Linked DNA regions of Homo sapiens: region 1 is linked to region 2. Evidence: read pairs that join two places in POLR2A ChIA-PET (ENCODE). Cell type or tissue: endothelial cell of umbilical vein. All regions are shown on one strand. Links, peaks and the distances in the headings refer to the core of each region. The heading gives the core; the rest is flanking DNA. Region 1 has its middle 60 kb from the start of SYPL1. Region 2 has its middle 57 kb from the start of CTB-30L5.1.

Region 1 (6,610 bases), core at 1,495-3,994, 370 kb after region 2:
GCAAAAAATATAAATTGTTACTGAACTTTGAAAAGCTATCTGACGTCATCTAACAAAATTTACCACTCAATCAATCCACCTGCTCCATTCTGGGGACTTGATGCTCTCAAGATAAAAGCACCAGGACACATCAATATTTGCACAAGAATGCTAATTGCAGCATTGTTCCCAGTAGCAAAAACACCAGTACAAAGAAAAAGGCCATTAATAGGGTACTGTTGAATAAACACTGATAGATCTAGCCCATTCAATATGGCTTTATACAGCAATTAAATGGAATGAATAGAGCCATATTGGAGTTGAAATTTAAGGAATGAGGTACTGTGTGGAAAACAATCATTAAAAATATAGGGTAAAAGTGTTCATAATATTGCTCCATTTTTGTAAAACAACATAATGATAGAAATTTCTGTTGTGTATATGTGTACGTGTGTGTGCAGGGCTGGCATTCAGCCAGTGTACACTGATAAAACCATATTGGACATTTTAGCAAGCGTTCACTGTGTTTGGTTGGTGCTGTGCATACTGCAGCCAGTACGTATTTGCTACATATTTTGAATGTCATTCCTGCAATATATGCATTCATATTATTGTATATAAGTATATAATAAATATGGAGAAAATATAGATGGCTGCATTGTAGGCTGTTAACATGGATTACTTGGAAAGGAAAGGAGACTTCTTTAGGTAGGATAAGGGAAAATAAAAGAGGGGATAACCGATCTAATAAGGAAAAGACAAAGACAGCAGGAAAACCTGTGTAACACAATCATAAATATGCTATGCACTTCTGTAAAAATATATATATGTTTCCAAGTATATAGCATTTTGAAAATATAAATGTGAGAAGCTTGTATTAGTCAGCAATTGTTGCAATCATGCCATGTAACAACCCAAACCCAAAAATCTCGGCAAGTACAATAAAAGCATGTATTTCTCACTCACGGATCAGTGGGTTGGCTGGTGTGACTGCTTTAGGCTGTGGGTCAGGCTCCCTGTGTCTCTCATTCTGAACCAGAACCACCTGGGGCATGCTCTTCTCATGGAAAATGGCAGTGGCACAGGAGGGAAGCTAAGCCATACAAGCACACGTAAAGCCTCTGCTCATGCCTCATTCACTTGCACTCTGATGTCTGAAGGAAGTCACATGGCCAACCCAACATCAGTGGGATAATATGTTCTTCCCATAAAGGGGTGGCGGGGGTATGGGAGAGGGAGAGCAAATGCTTGCTAAATGAAAATACAGTCTCCCCCAGAATCCTGTGGAAAGCTGGGCAAGAGAGGATGATTGTACCATGGAGAGAGCTCTCTTGGGGAAAAAAAAAAAAGAGAGAGAGACAAGTGAAGACAATGCCAAGGGCATGTTGTACAAATGGCCTAGTCAGTTGAAGAACACAGATAGCCCTGTCCTGACACATCGTCACAACAGATGAGATACCTGTTGGGGAAAGGGTGTAAATTGGTGCAACATTTTTGGAAAGCTGTTTAATAATATCGCTTAAAATATAAAATGCACAAACTTTAAAAACAATCTACAATTTCCTCCTGGAATGGAACCTTATCTGTGGATATACTAGCCAAATGATATCAAGTAAGGCAATGTTTATAGTAGGAAACAAAAACTAGGAAAAAAACTAAATATCAGAAGAATATGGTTAAATAAATCATACTATATCCATAAAATGTAACATTCTGCAGTTGTTAAAAACAAAATACTAGCACTCTATATGTGCACATATCTAGAAATATCAAGATATATTAAGTTTAAAATGAAAATTCAAAAAAATGAGCAAAGAATATAAACAGGCAAGTCATCAAAGAAAACTCAAATTGTCAATGAATATAAAACATGCTCTTCTTCACTAGTGAGTAGGAATTTCTAATTACAAAAACAGTAAGATAGCATTCCACCCTCAGAAAAATTCATTTAAAAAATCTGATCATACCAAGTACTGGCAAAAATGTGGAAAAGCAGAAACTCTTCCGTGGTAGCAATAGCATCATTCGCAAGTAGTAAAGGAAACTGCGTCTTGAAACTTCTGCTCAACAAAGGGACAGCTAATGATATAGAAGGACCTTTTGTTTTCTTTTTTCTTTTGGAGACAGAGTTTCCCTCTGTCGCCCGGGCTGGAGTGCAATGGAGTGATCTCAGCTCACTGCAACCTCCACCTCCTGAGTTCAACTGATTCTCCTGCCTCAGCCTCCCAAGTAGCTGGGATTACAGGCATGCACCACCATGCCCAGCTAATTCTTGTATTTTTAGTAGAGATGGGGTTTCACTATGTTGGCCAGACTGGTCCTGAACTCCTGACCTCAAACGATCTGCCCTCCTTGGCCTCCCAAAATGCAAGTATTACAGATGTGAGCCACTGCTTCCAGCCTGTTTTCTTTTTATGATAATTATAATAATGTAGATATAGGCTGTGAATTTTAAAAAAGCATTTAGAAAAGGCTTTCATGGCATCCAGGTGGGGAATATAGAGCTATGTGGGTTGAAGATTAGAACGATTAGGAGCATCCATAGCTGGCTAAAAAAAGGAAGTACAGATTGATTATCCAGCAAGTGTGAGCCAAAAGGGGTCTCTACTGGTGTGCCAAGGGTCTCTAGACTAGACTCTTGCAATGTCTCAACTGACAAGATGGATGGCCTGGTCATCAAATGGTCAAATTATTCATCCAGCATAGTGCACATCCAACCAATCTACTGGGCAAAGGCAAAAAAAATTCAAAAAGACCGGGCAGATAAAATGAATATGTCCACAAACAACAAAACGAGTGTCAAAGGCATCAATGTGAAGCCAAGTGTTTGAGTACAAATATTCACTGGGACAAGTGCAGAGTCAGAGATATGAGGTTTGTCAACAGTCCATGTAAAAAAGAACTGGGAGGGTTTTTCACTCATTAAAAGATCAATTTAAGTCAACAATATATGTGTCTACCAAAAGTAAAAATAAAAATCTATACAGACTAAGCTATGTCATTAGAAGAGTTCAGAAGTTGTTGAAGTAATTACATCATTACATGAGGTGTCTGTTCAGATTTGGTTTCTGCCTTTTTTTTTTTTTGGAGACGGTCACCATGCTGGAGTGCAGTGGCGCGATCTTGGCTCACTGCAACCTCTGCCTCCCGGATTCAAGCAATTCTCCTGCCTCAGCCTCCTGAGTAGCTGGGACTACAGCGCGTGACACCACACCCAGCTAATTTTCGTATTTTTAGTAGAGACAGGGTTTCACCATGTTGGCCAGGCTGGTCTTGATCTCTTGCCCTTGTGATCTGCCTGCCTCGGCCTCCCAAAGTGCTGGGATTACAGGCGTGAGCCACTGTGCCCAGCCGGTTTCTGCATTTTAAGAGGGACATTAAAACATTATTTCTATGGACAATGTATAAAACATTTAGTTTGCTCCAGGAATAAGTAAATATAAACAACAGCATAAGTTTTGTGTCATTTAATAGTTACAACAGCTCTATGAGGCAGGCACTAAAATCCTCGTTTTACATAAAAAGGGACTACAGCTCAGAAAGGCCAAGGCAACACTCTAACCAGGACTCAAACCCAGGTCCCTAAATCTATAGCCCTGGCCTTTACATGTGATGTTCCTCCACTCCCAGCTAGAAGTGGGAAGGCAAAACTCAGGATGAATGCTGCAGCCGTGATCCCCATTGGGAACAGAGCTCAGCAGCAGCCATTCAACGCTTGGTACATGTTTATATAACTATATGGTATAATTTCAGCAGTTGAGCCAATCACTGGGCCCAGGAGGCTTATAGAAACTAATCAATGCTTGGTCATAAAGATAGAAAATAAAAATTAAAACTGAACACTTTAGTAGTCACTAGTAACTATTAACAGTCAATAAATAAATTGACGATAGCACTCTTTAGCGGCAGAGGCACCTACCACTGCCTCATCTGTCTGTACCTTCTCTGTCCCATCACCTTGATTTTTGTCGAGCTTCACCAATGGGGGGAAAAAAAAAAAGGAGAAGAAACTCCAGTGTCACTTTTGGCCTAGGCTAGAACTCAGGGAGGCTGAAAGCAGGGAGGCCACAAAGACTGACATGGAACTTTCCTGTTACAATCTTTCACATTTCCAAACTGACAGAGGGAACAGCACAAAGAAAAATCAATGCTAAGGGCTCCAGCAGAAAGCAACCCAAGTCAGTTTCATGAGACTCGATCCCAGGAATTTTTCCTTATCTACTGCAAAGGAGAAAGCCACTATTGGAGGGAGCTAGGCCATGAGTCTGGAGTTCCCGGCCACTGTTTTGCCATCTCTGCCTGGTCATGAAGGCCACATAGAGGAAAGCTCTGGGGAAGATGGAGAGAAGACGACGTGTAGATGGCATCGGTACTGGTTACCGAGCGTGACTGATGAATTACCCCCAAAAAGAAGCCACTTAAAGCAACACGTTTACTATCTCACCTGTGCTGTGGGTCAGAAATGCAGGAGTAGCTTAGCTGGGCGGTTCTGATTCAAGGTCTCCCCGGAGGCGGCGGTCATCTCAGGGCTCCCTGTGGGAAGAACTGCACTCACCTGGCAGCAGGTTTCAGAGCACACCTGAGTCTGAGCTCACTCACGTGGGTGTTAGCAGGCCTCGGGTTCTTGCTGAGAGCTGGAGACCTCAGTTTCTTGCCACCGGGGCCTCTCCATAGGACTACTCCCAACATGACAATTTGATTCCTGCAAGTGGAGGGCTCTATGAGAAGAGCAAGCAATGGCACGCAAGGCCCAGGTCACAGTCCCTCTGCAAGCTAATCTCAGAAACGACATCCCATCATTTTTATTGTATTCTATTTGTTAGAAGCAGATCTTAGGTCCAACTACACTCAAGGGGAGGGGATTACACAGGGCGTGAGTACCAGGAGGCCAGGATCATTGAGAGCCATTTGAGAGACTGCCTAACACAGTATCATTTGAGCCCCTGGAGGCAGCCATGCCTGAAGCCTGATTCCTCCTAGTCTTCTCAGTTATGAGAGGTGATATATTCTCTCTTTGTAAGAATCAGTTCAAGTTGGGTTTCTGTCATGTCATGTGTAGCCCAAAGACCTCTTCACTAAAACGTTAATACGCATCCTGAAGGTCCACACCAATAAAACCAGAGTGGCAAGAGAGTTCATCAGACAAGCTTTCCCTGGAGTGGATGCAATTCTTTTTTAGGTTTTATTGTTTTGTTTTGTTGTTTTGGCAGCTCTATGCCCAGTGCCTACCAAGCAGAATTCTTAACTGTTCTGTACAATCCTTGATGGTATTTTTGGACTTATTCTGCCTGGTTATAAAAATCTAGCATTCTCAGATTCTTCTCAGCTAATTTAGCATGCCTGTGTGCAGTGTGAGAGCATGCCAAACTCAAAATTTTCCTGCCAAAAATGACAGTAACTAGAATTAGACCATCAGGAGTGCAATTAGTTTAGACATGCTATTAACACCCCAACCATGAACACAGAAGGAAAAGCTGGAAAAAATGGAAAGTTAAAAGAAAAATAAGTTAGCTCAGTTAATGGCAAACAATAAAATAAATTTCTACCCTGAATTCGATGTTGTTGTGGTTTTGGTTGTTTGTAAATGATGCAAAATTTTAACAATCACTTGCATAAATTTAGCAGAAAAACAACCTACCATGTGTCTCTGGCTAATAAACTATACTGTGGAGAATACTGAGATTTGAGAATTTTCCCTTCTACACCCAGCCTTAAAATGTATTCTCTTTAGCACCCAATCACGGTGGATGGTATCACTTATCTCTCAGACACTCAACCATGACATAAAAGCTGTATGAGTTGGTTTGCTTTATGAAAGATATCATCTGTGTGTGTATTGCCTAAATATGTGTGTGTGTGTGTGTGTGTGTGTGTGTGTGTGTATCTAGATATATTTTTAAACACCGGCTCTTACTACATTGCCCAGGCTAGAGTGCAGTGGCTATTCATGGGTGCAATCACAGCACATTGCAGCCACAAACTCCTGGGCTCAAACGATTCTCCTACCTCAGCCTCCTACCTCAGCTGAGGGCACCACTACACTCACCTCATAAAATACATTATTTAAAAAAAAAAATTCAGCCACTCTTTTGAGACAAGGTCTCATTCTGTTGCCCAGGCTCGAGTGCAGTGGCACGATCTCGGCTTGCTGTAGCCTCGACCTCCTAGGCTCAAGCCATTCTCCCACCTCAGTCTCCTGAGTAGCTGGGACCACAGGTGTGCCCCACCATATCCAGCTAATTTTTTTTCTTTTTTGTAGAAACAGGGTCTATGCTGCCCAGGCTGATCTTGCACTCCTGGGCTTAAGTGATCCTCCCACCTTGGCCTCCCAAAGTGTTGAGATTACAGGTATCAGCCACCACGCCTGGCCAGTAATTATATTTTTAATAGGAGATGCTCACATGCACAACAGGGTTCCACTCTCCTCTACCATCAGGGGTTGTCAAACTTGAGTATGCTTCCAAATCATCTGGGGGCTTGTTGAAACAGATGGCTGGACCCCATCCCTGAGTTTCTGATTCAATTGGTCTGGGGTGAGGACCTAGAATCTGCATTTTGAACCAGTTTCCAGCTGATGCTCCTGCCGGTTGAGGACCAGTGCTCCAAAAGCTGAAGGGAACTTGTTCTTCTC
Region 2 (6,610 bases), core at 1,376-3,875:
TCTATGTGAAACTGTGTCACTGTCAGATCACCACTGCTACCATCCTCGTTTTCATGGCCACTATCTCTCACACAGACTGCTGTCATGATGCTGGTCTTCCTGTTTCAGTGGTGGATGGTAAACATTCCCCTTGCTGTCTAAGAGGAAAAGCCCTACTTTGTAGTCTTCACCAGTTTCTGTGGTGTAAACACTTCCACCACGGCCATTTCAAACTACCAACATGATGTCAATGAACAGAGAGTTGGGAAGAGAGGCACAGATAAAAAGATGTAAGTAACCTCCAGTGCATCAATAATGGTGAATGTAGTAAAATAATTAGAAAGTGATTTTTAAAAATTATTTACAATTGATACAGGAGCTAGAAATTGTTTAGGCAGACAGTAAGGGTAAGAAAGTCCTCCATAAGGTTTTCTTTTCGGTGAAAAGCAGCCCCCAAATCATTTCTTTTCTAACAAAGAGCAGCCTGTAAAATCAAGCTGCAAACAGAGATAATAAGCAAGCTGGAAGCTTGCACAGGTGAATGCTGGCAGCTGTGCCAATAGGAAAAGGCTACCTAGGGGCTAGACATGTTCAACATGGCGGCTCCATCTTCCCTTTTCTTTGTCAACCTCGTGTGCAGTAAGGAGCAGACAACATGGCATCAGCCAGGTAGAAAACCCATTTGCATAATAAAAGGTTAGGGTGGGATGGCCAGCTTCTTCCCACGCTATATAAATGTCACACCTGGTACAACCAATCTTTGGGCCTTATGTAAATCAGACACCACCTCTCAAGCCAGTCTATGAAACCCTGTGCATTTTACCACAGAAGTGGAAGACCCACTTGGGCGCTGCTCTCTCTCTCTCTCTGCAAGAGAGAGAGCTATCCTCTTTTCTCTTTCTTTCACCGATTAAACCTTTGCTCTTAAGCTCACTCCTTGTGCGTCCGCTTCCTCTATTTCCCTGGTATGAGATGACGAACCTCAGGAATCACCCCAGACAAATGATGCCATTTCACAATCTTTTTTAATATCACTTATTTGTGAGTTTATATAATTTAATTTTCAATAATTGTTGTGTTTAACAATTGGTTCACAAATTCCTGAAAATTTAATAGCTCTTGTGCCTCCAGCACACCACTGCTTCCTCTCTTAAGCCCCTACAGTCCAGGGGCCAATTCCCTACACTGCAGTCCGATTCCCTACAGCCAGACCCTGTGACCAGAGTGATCTTTAAAAAACCCATATCTGATAGGCCAGGCACGGTGGCTCACGCCTGTAATCCCAGCACTTTGGGAGGCCGAGGCGGGCGGATCACGAGGTCAGGAGATCAAGACCATTCTGGCTAACACGGTGAAACCCCGTCTCTACTAAAAATACAAAAAATTAGCCGGGCGTAGTGGTGGGCGCCTGTAGTCCCAGCTACTCGGGAGGCTGAGGCAGGAGAATGGCGTGAACCCGGGAGGCGGAGGTTGCAGTGAGCCGGGATAGCGCCACTGTACTCCGGCCTGGGCGAAAGAGCGAGACTCCGTCTCAAAAAAAAAAAAAAAAAAAAAAAAAAAAAAAAAAAAAAGTACATCTGATAACATTAGACTAAAATCTAAACTCCTCACCATGACCTTCAAGACCCTTCAAAGTCAAGCTCTGCTTACCTCTCAAATCTCACTTTTTTTTTTGAATTTTTACAGCCCCAATTTTATTTTACAAACCAATGGCAGCTACTAGAAGATTCTTTAGGAAACCTTAGCTAAGCCACATAATCAGGCCTATACAAGTACAGAAAAAGCTAAACATCAAATCTCACTTTTTGAACATTCTCTCTTCTCACTCGGTCCTCTCCAGCCACATTGGCCATTCTGCTGTGTTCTCAGACACACCAAGTCATTTATTCCTTAGAAACTTTGCACTTGTTATTCTCTCTGCCTGGGATGCTTTTCCTTCAGAGATTCCCAAGGCTTGCTCACATCTCTAAAACAAGTCTTTTCCCCGACTACTCTTTAAGGGAGAGTCCACCTTTTCCACCCTCAGCATACTCTAGTCCATCTCCTTGCTTGATTTTCTTCACTGAACTTTCACTATCTGGAATTTATTATCTGTTTGTTTCTTTATTTGTTGTTGTCCCACTAGATTGTGAGTGTGAGGAGGGCAGGGGCTTTGTCTATCTGGTTCATTGCTGTATCCCTGGGGCCTAGAACAGCACCTGGTCCTTGAAGAGCATTAGAGCCTTCACATTCCACGGCCCCTGGGGTATTCACTATGGATAGTGTTCCTCTGTGGAACATCATTCATGCAGGATAAATCAATGGTAAACAAATCTTCAGTGAATGTGTGCTGTCTGCTCAGCAATGTGCTATAACTGCTTGACTTGTGTTTTGAGCTCTAACATTTCAAAAAGTCTGCCAGAGCCTTGCATATCTCCCAGATTGGAAAGAATGAGAATTCCTTATGATCAGAAATCACAAGACTGAGAATACTAGTTTGTTTTTTTAGAAGAGTCTTACTTGCAGGAATAGTTTCAAAATAGTTGCCTCATAAACTTCTGAGCCCTGGAAGTCCTGACTATTTCTGCCTGGCTCTTGAAATTTGTTCTGGCACTGTCTGAAGCTCTTCTTCACTCCAGCTTTGGGCTTCTGGATGAAAGCTCCTGGTTTTTTTTTTTTTTTTTTTTTTTTTTTCCACTCACCACTGTGAACTACACACCCAAATCCCCAACCCCAGCATTTTTCTTTATTCTGTCTTTGGCAGTTGTTTTTGTATTCTGGTTTTAGTTTGATGTTTTCAGACTGTTTCCTGTTCTAGCCATGGGCTATCTCTGGCTGGCTTCAGTGTGTCTTGTAGAATTTGTGCCCCACCTCCCTCTAGCTGCTTGTTTTTTCCACATTCTCTGTCTCTGAGTAGGGATTTTCTTACGCCCTGTTCACATCTGCCCCCTCCTGGCAGGTATGATATTTAGTGGAGTGAACTTGACTCTAGTTCTTGATCAGTTTTGTGCTTAATTTAGTATTGACTCTAGGTCTTGATCAACGCATCCTTCTACATGTAATGGGCAACGTTTATTCAGTTCCTAGCTTTGACCAGCTAGATGAAGAATGTGGACAAAACACAGGAGAGTAGATAAGTCAGTGCTCATTACAGGGGGTGTGTGCCCCACAAGAGCTGCATAAGGTGGTCCATTGGGAAACTGGAAAGAAATGTTAGAAACTCTCTTTCTAATTTTATTTTTTAATTTCCATATTTGTGTATGATCAAAGCAACTTTATGGACAAAGATGTATGATCAATAGAGTTTGGAGACCACTGTTCTGGATAATAATTCTACTTATACTTTATAACCAATAATGACTCAGTCATTTACACACAGTGTGTACATTATGTAAAATAAATCATATTCACCCCCACATTGAATCATTTTTATTGCTGGTGTCTGGGCAGTCATGAAATTCTTCATGCCCCTCTTACATTATAAAGTTCTTACTAGGTACAGTTTAATAAACCTATGGCTAGGGGTGAGCAGTGAGGGAATACTATATCATACTGACTGTTTGATCTTTCCAGAAATACTATTCCTTGTGAAAGATTCATCCTATTTTAAATGTGAGCCTCTGCAAATCTTAAAATAGTTGAAATGCTTCCAAGTGAAATAATATGTCATATCACTGAATCAGTTAAAATATGCTTCGACTCAAAATATCTTTGATATTGTGTGTTTTAAACTTTATTGAAAATCACTTAACATTTATTAAGAACTTTTTGTTTTTCTTTTGTACTGGGTGGATAGTTGTCAACTTGGCATTATCCCTGCCTCTTGCCATGGAGCTTTTGGGTTTGATTCTGCTACTGAGAGGAATTTGCATGACATTTGGAAAGAGATAATAGAAGTCATCATTTATGGTTATGGACAAAAGTAGGGACAGTGGCAGACTCGAGGCAGCTTCTCTGTGAACTACTGCTTGGGTGCTGTAAGCAGCTGAGACCAGCAGTAGTGGTTTCCCTGATAATCCTGTTTCATAAATGAAACAACATTTTACTTTTATTTTTTATAAAATCCAGATTCTGCACAACTGACTTAACCTTTTAAACATATTAATTTGACCCCCAAATTAATCTATAATTTCATAGCAAATCCAACCAAAATTCAGGTAAAATTTTTCTTTTTCTGCGGGATTAGGGTGGGGAGAGGGTAGGGAACCTGATAAACTATTTCCAAAATATATAAAGTAGAATAAGGGTTCACATTAGGAAAAGCAACTATACCACATAAAAACATAAAATGGAAGATTCACACCACTAGATACTAAAATGTTTTACAAAGTCATAGACAAAAAAAATAATGTGGTACTTGCAGGTAGACAAAGCAGTGAAATAGAGAACTATATATGCACAGCAGATCCTCAGATAACATAATTTCATTCAACATCATTTAATTATAATGTTGATATGAAAAAAAATGGATTCCCAGCCAGGGAAACTCCACTGTGTGGAGTCTGCACGTTCTCCCAATGTCTGTGTGGGTTTTCTCCGGGTATTCCAGTTTCCTCCCACGTCCCAAAGATGTACATGTTATGTGAGTTGGTGTGTCTACACGATCCCAGTGTGAGTGAGTGTGGGATGGTGTCCTCTCCAGGGTGTGTTCCCGCTTCATGCTTTGAGCTGCTGGAATATGCCAGTTGCAATATAATAAATGAATGAATACAAATTATTGTCAAATAAAAATTCATAAAGTAGACAATAATCATACAAACGCATGACAGTAACTGATGTGGTAGGAAAGCGTTCAGTGGCTGGGTGTGGTGGCTCACGCCTGTAATCCCAGTACTTTGGGAAGCCAAGGCCAGCGGATCACCGGAGGTCAGGAGTTCGAGACCAGCCTGGCCAACATGGCAAAACCCTGTCTCTACTAAAAACACAAAAATTAGGCAGACATGGTGGCACGCACCTGTAATCCCAGTTACTCAGGAGGCTGAGGCAGGAGAATTGCTTGAACCTGGGAGGTGAAGGTTGCAGTGAGCTGGCCGAGATCGTATTACTACACTCCATCCTGGGGGATAGAGCGTAGAGCGAGACTCTGTCTCCAAAGAAAAGAAAAGAAAAAAGAAAAGAAAAGAAAAGAAGAAAGGAAAGGAAGGAAGAAAGAAAGGAGGAAGGAAGGAAGGAAAGAGAAGGAGCTCAGTGAGCCACTGGATTTGATTGCTTTGTTTTGTTTTTTTAAGATAGAGTCTCACTCTGTCACCCATTGCATTGCTGGAGTGCAATGGCGTGATCTCAGCTCACTGCAACCTCCACCTCCCAGGTTCAAGAAATTCTCCTGCCTCAGCCTCCCAAGTAGCTGGGATTACAGGCACCTGACACCACACACGGCTAATTTTTTGTATTTTTGGTAGATACGGGGTTTTGCCATGTTGGCCAGGCTGGTCTTGAACTCCTGACCCTGAGGTCACCTGAGTGATCCATCTGCCTTGGCCTCTTAAGTGCTGGGATTATAGGCATGAGCCACCATGCCTGGCCTTGGAGTTGATTGTTTTTGAACTGCATGGGGGCAGGAGGTGCTTCTGACCATTTTTTCTTTGCAAACATTTATTCCTTAACTCACTACCACAACCATTGTCACTCACTAGAAATTGGATAAATAATTATCTTGTTTTTATTAATCTTTCTTAAATGTATGTATAGCTCAGATTTATTTTAGTGTTTAATATTGCAAGTGTTTTGGTCTTTATTTAGAAGTTTCATAATGTTTTTGTGACCAGAAATACGCCAAAGGAGCTTAACTCTTGTTTATATCAATTAGTCTGTGGCAAAATTGGTTTCCTCATATGTTTTTTCACTTAAAGTCAGAGTTTCCAAGAACCTGTCAATAATGTTAAGTGAGGACTTACTGATATGCATATATGTGTGTCTGTATATCTATATATATATGAACTTGGTATAGGCTAGTGGAGGCATCCCAAAATAGTGGGGAAAAGATAGGGTCTCATATGACATATAAAAATCATCTCCAATGGATTAAGTAACTAAATGGGAAGGAGTGAAATGATAGAGCTAACACAAAGGAAAAAAAAGCTAGGAGAACATTTGTGGTCTCTGAATGAGGAGGGTTTTCTTTTAAAAATCTAAAAAGCAGAAAATTTGTATCAAATCCAAGATTTAAGGTCATTAAGATGATGGTCATTATAGAGTTAGCAGGTAAGTGACAGTCTGGGAGAAGTTTTTTGTTTTTGTTTTTTTTTTTTTTTTTTGACATTATCCCCAAGTGCCAATGGATTATCAGCGAAGGAATTTCTAAAAGAGCAAGAAGAACCAGAAAAATGGTCAAAGTTTACAAATAGGCCAGTCTCAGAAGGGGAAACCCAAATGGCAGAAATATGGAGAATTGTACAATTTTCACCAGCAATCAGAGAAAGGCAAATTAAAGCAGGGAATCATCACCTTAAACGCATCATAGTGGTGATTATTAGATAGTTAAAGGCAAGGATTGCATTTAGAGGTGAAAAAGTGATATCCCTTTTTCTAAAAAGACACAGAGTTCACAGAGAAATGGGAACCCTTGGGCACTGCTGGTAAATTATAAAAAGCACACCCATCTGGGGAAGCCTTCAAACAGAGCTTCCCCCAGGTCCGCAAAGGGAACTGTGTG

Evidence for each region. Peaks named below come from ENCODE experiments on the same cell type or tissue, not always from the same donor. Only the 100,000 strongest peaks of a DNase experiment are listed, where the experiment ranks them.
Region 1: POLR2A ChIA-PET joins it to region 2 with 6 read pairs; 3 of 35 experiments call an interaction of 5 or more read pairs at or near these places.

What each region holds. Positions count from the first base shown.
Region 1 is chr7:106,169,156-106,175,765 of GRCh38, reverse strand. No RefSeq gene overlaps it. Among named protein-coding and RNA genes, the nearest start is that of SYPL1, 60 kb to the right of the region's middle. In endothelial cell of umbilical vein, for the core only: no CTCF peak of the experiment used is centred there; no DNase peak of the experiment used is centred there.
Region 2 is chr7:106,538,952-106,545,561 of GRCh38, reverse strand. No RefSeq gene overlaps it. Among named protein-coding and RNA genes, the nearest start is that of CTB-30L5.1, 57 kb to the left of the region's middle. In endothelial cell of umbilical vein, for the core only: a CTCF peak has its summit at 2,905 (motif pointing left); a DNase peak (open chromatin) is centred at 2,861; H3K27ac peaks cover 1,708 bases.